Linked DNA regions of Homo sapiens: all the other regions are linked to region 1. Evidence: chromatin contacts called from ENCODE Hi-C data. All regions are on one chromosome and are shown on one strand. The core of a region is the stretch at or near the end of the contact, and the rest is flanking DNA. Distances in the headings are between cores, read along the strand shown.

The links. Hi-C counts contacts between places; a loop is a spot of excess contacts on that map. Pooled maps may share reads with other maps.
Region 2: a pooled map shows a loop between it and region 1 (6-fold over the local background). The contact joins the enhancer-like site here to the promoter of CD47 in region 1. A Hi-C loop is called at or near these places in 5 of 50 pooled maps.
Region 3: a pooled map shows a loop between it and region 1 (2.7-fold over the local background). The contact joins the enhancer-like site here to the promoter of CD47 in region 1. A Hi-C loop is called at or near these places in 2 of 37 single-sample maps with no recorded cell type and 2 of 50 pooled maps.

What each region holds. Positions count from the first base shown.
Region 1 is chr3:108,089,438-108,092,457 of GRCh38, forward strand. It overlaps CD47 (CD47 molecule), which reads right to left and starts at 1,594. Exons shown (of 11, transcript NM_001777.4): 1 at 1,426-1,594. The coding sequence starts at 1,471. RefSeq lists silencers at 1,318-2,067, 2,088-2,137, 2,148-2,207.
Region 2 is chr3:111,608,726-111,611,613 of GRCh38, forward strand. The region is part of intron 8 of CD96 (CD96 molecule); the gene reads left to right. Among named protein-coding and RNA genes, the nearest start is that of ZBED2, 15 kb to the left of the region's middle. RefSeq lists an enhancer at 1,113-2,312 and a silencer at 1,705-1,754. Within about 2 kb of position 1,631, at least 5 of the 41 ENCODE cell types and tissues checked have a DNase peak (open chromatin) inside an H3K27ac peak, as active enhancers do.
Region 3 is chr3:112,115,615-112,118,339 of GRCh38, forward strand. It overlaps C3orf52 (chromosome 3 open reading frame 52), which reads left to right. Exons shown (of 6, transcript NM_024616.3): 6 at 1,028-2,596. The coding sequence ends at 1,032. Among named protein-coding and RNA genes, the nearest start is that of MIR567, 4.2 kb to the left of the region's middle. RefSeq lists an enhancer at 518-577. Within about 2 kb of position 1,271, at least 3 of the 41 ENCODE cell types and tissues checked have a DNase peak (open chromatin) inside an H3K27ac peak, as active enhancers do.

The DNA of each region.
Region 1 (3,020 bases), core at 344-2,843:
ATGGTTTATACTTTTTACTTTTTAGGCAGTTTGAATAAATGATACTGTATCACTTCATATCTGGTTCAATATGAAGGCGTTCTGAAATTATTATGCGATTATACAACACATCTCTGAAAGCAGTATTATTTTAGCTATAATGATAGTAAAGGCAACAAGCATACTAAACGTGATGACAGGAAACACTAACATCAACCATTTAGATAACGGAGACCTGGATTCACAGTCCCAACATCCAGGATGCTCGGGGAGGGAGGAAAGTGGTAAGCAGAGACTTAAGGGCATCTTGGAAATACCTAAAGTCACAAGCCTTTAGGAACGGCACACCGAGGCTAATAATCAGTTTAAAATCGAATTAATTTAGCATTCTAGAATAAATGTAACAATTGCTGTCACTGGTGCTCAAGCTGAATTCTGAATCTTATAAAAGTTCACAAAAGGCTCTATGGATGTGAAGTGTGACAGGCACTCACTGTAGAGCTACGAATGTTTCTATTCCTTGCTCAGTTTTTACAGACGAAGCACACGTTTTACAAAAGCGAAATGGATTCCAAAAGCTCGGGGTGGGGGTGGGGGGGTGGAGGTTCTTTGGCGTCGAAAAACACCAAATCCCATTCTGCTGCACATGTTTTGACTGGAGGTTACTGTCTTCCTATTTCAGGCGAAAACCAGATTACTTTTAAAACGGTTCCCCCAAATAAAGTGGGAAAAACTTCAACGTACAATTTAGAATGTATGCAAGTGGCTGATGGGGCGTGAGGGTCACGAGAAAGGAAGAGTTTCCAGCAAGCTTATTTTTAGGATTAAAAACGACAGCAAAAATTACACGGCCGGAAGATTCTTCTGATTGAATGCTGAGTTGAAAATGAAACTTAATTGTGTCCTTTACGTCCTCTTCGCTCCTATGTTCATGTGGGAGGCAAACGGCAGAAACCCCTTCTCACCGACTTCGCCAAAATGCGCACTTCCATCGCAAGAGGCCCGGGCCCTCCCACTCTCCCTCCCTCAACCCCAAATGCGTCTAAGCACTGAGAAGGGAGAGGGGTGCGAAAGAAGGGGATCCCTAGCAGCTGCAGCCCCTTGCCTCTGATCGCGCCCTTTCTTGCTAGTTAATTTTTGCGCGAGGTGCGCGGTTTGGAGTCTTCCTGTGTGTGTGCATTTGGAGATGGAGAACCGGGTGGAGGAGATGAGCCCCGCTCTCACCCAGGGGGAAGAAGACGACCAGGGAAAGGAAGGGAGGAAGAAGGGGGGCGCCCGATTCCCCGTGGGGCCCTCCCACGTCTGCACTTCGGGCGCTCAGGGCCCGAGTGTTCTGCGCCCCGGCCACCCTCTTCAGGGCGCCGCCGGGCTGGCTGGGGCGCAGCCCACACGCCCGCGGGGGCGAAGCGACAGCAGCCGCAGGGCTGGGAGCGAGGAGCCACTCACCGCAGCACGCCGAGCCCAGCAACAGCGCCGCTACCAGGGGCCACATCTCCGCGCCCGCCGCGGGGTCGCCGCCGCCGCCGCAGGTGTCCGGAGCAGCAGCCGCCGCCGCCGTTACAGGCAGGACCGACCGCCGCCGCGCGTCACAGGCAGGACCCACTGCCCAGGCTGCACGGCCGCGCGCACGCGCGCTCCCACTGCTTCCCGCCCGCTCCCCCGCCTGCTCCCCGCCCGCGAGAGCCGCGCACGCGCACTCGGCCCCGCCCCGCAACCGCTGCTGTTGACGCGGCGCCCTCCCCAGTCGCAGGCTCCAGACCCGGGGCCCGCCTGCCCGCTCCACGGAGGCCGGATGCCTGCTCCAGGGCGGTGGCACGCGCCGCGCTTCCAGGTCACGTCCTGTCGCACCCGCCCGCCCCTGGGGTCCGCGTGCTCGCCCGCCGCAGGAGGCTGAACCCTGTGTTCCCACGCTCGCCGGGGACCTCATTGCACCCGTTCCTGTCCGCGGGTCGGTTCCTGCCTTTCGCGCGGCGCTGGGCCCCACTGTCCTCTCTCTCTACTTTTCTCCTCTTTGCTTTCACTCCCACCCTCGCGCTTCAGGGGCCGGGTCCCGTCCCGCCCCAGCCCGCGTCTCTCCCTGGACCCGACGTCCGGCTGCGCGCGTGGACCAGGACACCTAGGCTTTCACCAGCGCCCGTTTCCTCCGGACGCGGCCGTCTAGCGCCGAAGCGGTCCCTGAGCCCGAGGCCGCCACGCCCAGGGCAGGGCGGTGGTCGGGTACCTGCCCGCAGGGAGCTTCCACTCGCCCCTCGCGGGCTCTGCGTTCGGCTCGTCTACTCGCTCTGCTCTTCCCTATGCGGTTCTCTTCCCTCTTTCTCACTTGGTTCTTTAGTGTTTTCATCCTCTGATCAGGGTTAATCAAACAAGTTCCATTCACGGTGGTAAACATTGTTACCTGTGAACACCGCCACCACCGGGACTAGCGAGCATTGTCGCAAACAGGCATTAGCAGCGTATCCAACACATCCCCACCAGCAAGGTTATTGAGCTTGGTTTGTGACTGCCCCATGTGCAGCCCTCTGCGCTGCGCTTGGGTTTAACATGCTTGAAAAATGGGTTCGAAATGTGGCCGCAAGCCACAATAGGGACAAGGCTTTTGAATTTATCGCTGAATCACACAGGCCACATCATTCATCCTGAAGCAAAAGTCTTTTAAAGATACTTTTAACCGTTATCCTAACTGATGTACTCTCTTATCAAAAAGTCAGGCTCTGGTGGCTGCTCTAATGGAGTGCACATCCTGTCCACCTCCTTGATTGTTTTCCTCCTACCTCCTGGGAAAGAAAGCAATTTCCCACCACAATACCCCACTTCTCCAAATCCTCTACACAGTGCGGCTCCTCCCAAGCATCCCATTGCCACAGAAATAAAATCCAGCGTATGAAAGTGGCACTGTCTATGACACTCTGTACCAGTGTATTGTATACTATCGAGCTTCTTCCTGTAATTGCTTTTTTGTGTGAACCTCTTCCCCACAGCATTATCAATTCTTTTAAATCCGAGAGCATTTTAAGTATTCCCTCCTCCAAGACTTTCCATTG
Region 2 (2,888 bases), core at 381-2,880, 3.5 Mb after region 1:
AGTAGAGAGTCAAAAACTATTAGTTGAATAACTAACTGAATGAATGAAATAATTAATAAGAATAATGTTCCTTCACTATGTAGATGTTATTTAATAGATTATTTAATGCTAAAGAAAAAAGATAAAAATAGATTTCTGCCTTCAGAAAGGTTGCAGTCTACTTGGAAGAGAAGGTATACACACATAAAAATAATAATTCAAAATACTAAGATGAAAGGTGGTGTACCTTACAGAATTAAAATGCCCAGGGAGAGGTACAAACCAGTAAGTATTAGACTTTGAAAGTTCTTTGTGAGTTCATGGGCTCAGAAAATGTTACCCGGGAGAGATGAAATAACTTGACCTTTGAAGTATGTATTGTATATATTTGACTCAGTGGAGAGCTCGAAAGAACGTTCTAAACAGAGAAAACAAAGTGAGCATTTGTGCAGTGACAAAGATGTTTATGGGCATTTGAGAAAGCATCAGTAGATAAGTTTGGATCAAAGAGGTGGTATTGTGTACCAAAAAAACAGGGATGAAAATTGGAAAATGCAAAGTAAACAAAGCCTTGAGCCCCAGTTTAAGGACTCCAAATGCTATCCTTTATGAAATGGGGGAAGGACCTCATTCCACTTTATTTTAGAAAGAAAGTGGTATTATTTATTCATCAAATATTTATTGAGCACTTACTATATATCAGGTACCTTTGTAGGTGCTGTGAATACAGCAATGAACAAAACTGAAAAAAAAAATGTCCTCATGGCATTTATATTCTGCTAGTTAAAAGCAGACATGAATTTCTTCTAGTTGCATTTTTATGGGGTTAGTCTACATACACTAAGTGCTTATATCAGTGCTTACAAACACAATTCTTCTGTGACAAAATTCAAAGCAAAAGAAAGCAGTTGTTACACTTCAGAAGCCTACAATTTAATATAGTTTTAGTATTAATGAAGGAAAGAAAGCACAGTCAAGTACCATATTTGTTTAAAAAGCAGGGGGGAAAAATGCCACCTGATCTACTATCACACTAAGACGATGTAGTTGGGAAGTCTGTGCAGACTCAAAAGACCTCCGTAAAACAAGGTTCCACCACATTGGACCTGAGGATTGTGTTAGATAAGTGGTTGTCAACCAGGGTAATTTTGCCACTCCAGAGGACCTTTGGCAGTGCCTGGAGACATTTTGGGTTGTCACAATGAGGGTAGGAGGGTGCTACTGGCATCTAGTGTATAGAGGCCTGGGATGCTGCTAAACATTGTACAACACAGCCCAGAACAGCCCTCACAACAAAGAATTATTTGGTTCAAAATGTCAATAGTGCCAAGGCCAAGAAGACTTGTTTTAGATCAAGGCTTAGGTGTAATTACAGTAGGTATCTCTTACTTTACAAAATCAAATCTGGATTTCTGTCAAGATGGCAACAATAGTTTATGTTTGGAATAATTTTCTGTTTGATTTTGTATGTCAATAAAACTCATGTTAAACCAGTGGCAGATTATGTCTAAATAAACTTATCTTTTTGGAATAATCACTGAATTACTATTGAAAAATCCAAATTTTGCCTTGGCAAACTGGAGGGTAATTGTGAAATCACACGATGACTTCCTGCCTCAGAAGCTGGTAGGATTCACCTTTGCATGTTCTTTGAAGAAAGGAAGTGAGATGAAGTATGTCACGGAAACCAACTTCAAAGGCTGTGGTTTCATTCCGAATTCTAAGATGTAATGAGCTTTATAATCCAGTCATCATTACGAAGCTGCATGTCTGGCTGCAAGCATCCAATTCTTATTTTTTCCTCGATGAAAGGATATTTTTTAAACAAATGTTGAAGGTCATGAAAGCAATATTCTTTAATGAGGGGAGGAGAACTTAATAACTCATAACAAACTGTAAGAGTTATCCAGGGAAGCCCAGCTCAATTCAACCTGAACCAATTCGTGTTTGCTGAGTCCCAGCTGCATTCTCAGCGCAGTTCAAGGAAGACAGGCTGACAAGCTAAGTGGCAAGATGAGACAAGTCCATGTGGAACAATCAGAGACAACTGATGAATCCAGGGTGGGGCTGTACAGACACAATTCAGGAGTTTCCGTCGCCTTGAGGAGAGAGCCCTGTGCCTTTCAATTCACTGGCTATGATTTGGCTAAGAGTTACGTAGCCTAAGAGATGCCAACCCGGTGTGGCAATCATCCAAGACACTTATTCATGAAACTCATAAGTATGGAGCGCCTACAATGTGTCAGGGACTTTTGAGGTACAGGATACAGTGATGAACAAGACAGACAGGGCTCCTGTTGCTTACAGAGCTTACGATCCTGTGTGACCCACTTGCCTTGCCTCCTGTTTTACTGCCCATCAGTCCCTTTGGCTCTGCCTCCTATTGTTATGTCTGCACATGACCCTTAGACCTGATGATGTTGATTTTAATATTAAGCCCTTTCTAAGGACTTAGCTGGTCCTCACTATCTGGGTCTTTCTATTCCTGGATACTTAGAGTAAAACACTAGGTCCAGTCTGCCTCTAACCCTCAGCCAGCACCCCAGGTAGACATAACTGATCTTCGGCAAGTGGATGATCAGACATTGAGGGGCACAGGGTAAAGGAAGCAACTGACCAGGGGATGCAACAAAACTACTGATTTATGAGTAAGCATGTCAGAAATGGTGGGGGATCAACCCAGAAGACATGTCATTAGATGAGATTAGAAGAAAGTAAATCAGAAATTCGGCAGTTGATAGGGGCATTGGATTCTAGTGTTAACAGGGGAACGCCAGAGAGAGTCTGCAAGACAGTGAGAAGGCTCCAGTGATTTGTTTGTGATAGCAACTTCTGACCCCTTTGCTAGTCATGCCATGCCTGTATTCAGGTGCCTCAATTGCTGTCCAATAGTTTCTGCCTTTATCAAC
Region 3 (2,725 bases), core at 21-2,520, 4.0 Mb after region 1:
ACACAAAATTGTACAGACAATTTCAGGGATTCCGAGTATTTCCCTGAGGCCAGCCTATGGTCCATTTGGGGTTTGTATATGTGCGCTTTAGAAGCAGAATCCAAAATTAGATTGTAATTTAGATTCCTGAGGGGTTTTGTGTGTGTTTGCTTCTCATTCTCTAATTTGGAAATACGGCGATTATTTTGACCTGACTGCATGCATATTTGGATGCCTTATAAAAATAAAAACTTAAAATATAATGATAAAGGAATTTTTTAAGTCCATCATCCCTCACCCTTCCCTATCTTTGGTCTTCTTCACCTCCTAGATGAGTGGGGCCCTGGGCTAGGAGGGGGAAGTCTGTTTTACAAAGGTCGAAGAATAGGTCAGCATCATGAGTTATTTTGGACACAGAGGAGGTACTTGGTACTGTTCTCACATGGGAAGGAGTCAGCTAGTAGACTGAGTAGGGAAAAAGGGCAAAACCAGGATTTTTGTGAGAGAGAAGAGGAAAAAGCCCCAGGTAGGGAGAATAGTGAATCTTGTCAGTCCTGTCAGTGGTGGCGAGGCTGGACTCCTGGTCTGTAGACCCCGGCGGGCTCCCCCTGTGTTGTGTCTGCTTGGGGCTTTGCATCTGCACCTGCTGTGCCCTAGGGTTCACACCATTTCTCTCATCAGAATTTCTCACAGTATATTTTACACGTTTTAAAAACGGAAATTTTAGAGTTTATGGTTAGATTATGAAAAGGGACTGGATGTTAAAATGTCCTTAGCACCCAAAAACCACATCATCAAAATTATTTCTCATGCATCCTACCCAAACAAATAAGCAAGAAACAATAAATGTCATTTGCCTTTTGAAATGTATTCAGAGCGGTGTGTGTGTGTTGGACTGAAGACTAAATTTCCTCTGTTAGGAATGTATAAACCTTGCAATTTTATCTAAGATTTTACACTAAAATTCAATGAAATGAAATGAAAACGTAAGCATTTAATAGTGGTTTTAAAAATCAGTAACTTTTGTTCATCTGTGTTTTCTTTTTAGAATGAAGTGATGGAGGCTGGTCTCTGTCTGAAAGCAGTGCTCTACCAAGTCCTGGAGATGAAGGGAATTCACTCTGTTTTGCAGAAAAGATTCTGTGGATTAATACAGAAGCACCAGCAACACCAGAGGGGTGGAGACTCCTTTCTCTCCCGATTCTACAGTCTGGCTCTAAGCCCAGTAAAACAGCTCCCGAGCACTGCTTCAGCTGGGTCCAGTCTTGACAAAGGCAGGAAGCCAGCTAGGGTGGGGGCGATAGGGTCAGCGGGTATGTCCCACTGTTGGAGGTCACTGGTATTCTGTTTGTTTTTGTTTTGTTTCGTTTTGTTTTTTGAGACAGGGTCTCGTTCTGTCGCTTAGCTGGAGTGCGGTGGCGTGATCATGGCACTGCTATTCTTGAAGCACTCCACCCACCTGGGCTACTTTTTCTTTAGTGCAGAGGTGCACTGTCTTCTTTTAGGTGGGATCGCGTAAGCATGAGCTGGTAGAGCACGGAGAGGCAGGCAGCCAGGTTACGAAGACTAAGCCAATTATTCACTGAAGTCATCCTCCTCCCCCCCACCATTCGATTTGATCTACCTCTAAGCCAGGCTGTGAAGAAAAGGAAGGCACTTTAGAAGACCTCAGCAGTGTGGTTCTGTGTCTACTTCCATGACCTGTACCTGAGTATCTTAGCCAGCCAGCCTTAGGAACACCACCAAGGTTACTTTGAAATCTATGTATATAGCTAGTTACAGACGGGAGCTATGTGTTTCTTCATTATTTTGCAGCTCCTCGTTGTTCCTGTGATTCCTGAACACCTTTTTGGAAATATGGGTCTCTGTGAGTTTTGAGCACACTACTATCACTTTGGATAGTCACTCCATTTATATTTTTATAAACTTCCATTAGAGAATCATTAAGGCTGTTTAATATCTGCTCTGGATATTACGCATTGGCTTTTTGTTGCCTAGTGCTACAAACCTTCCTGTGGGACTCAGTGTCTTCAGGCAATGATTGTGTATCCTGTTACAGATGGTTGTGATACAAGAAGAACCACTCTTCTTTGAAAATAAACTCTTGGAAGCTTTTGCCAGCTATTTGGGGGGTAGGAGGAATATTAGCAACTGTATTGGTTGTCTACAGATACAGAATTGCCTGTTGTGAGGGAACTGATTGTTTTGTTGGGAAAAGAAATTTACCAGGAGAAAGAGTTTTGTGCTGTATTGTGAGAGATCTCGCCTCTCAGTTAAATGAGCCCTGGGTTAAAGTCAGTGTGAAGGGCAGCTGTGTGCGGGCACGAGCCAGAGTGTCTGCCTCAGACTAGATTTGACTTGAGTTCTTTATGACCCAGGACTCTGGATAATGTGAATTTGCTTTCCTATTTAACTAGAAGATACATGTACTATAGATCATTGTCTCATTTTAGTGATTGTTCCTTAAACTAGTGAAACTAGTGGATTTCTCTTCTTCCTCTTTATTTTCTGCATGTTAAATGTGAACCTTAGTGTATTTGTATTTTGTAGAAAATAATGAAAAATTTTAATGGAGAATGATTTAAAAACATTTACAATACATTATTTTTGCATCTGTGTTGTTGCATTCCCATTGGCTGAGCTTTGGGCTGGGTTTTTGTTTGTTTGTTTTTTGCAGTAAATGGTGTTGAGCATAATTTTTTTCATTTCCCTTAGGGCAGCTTCCTCTTCTGGGTGAATAAGATCA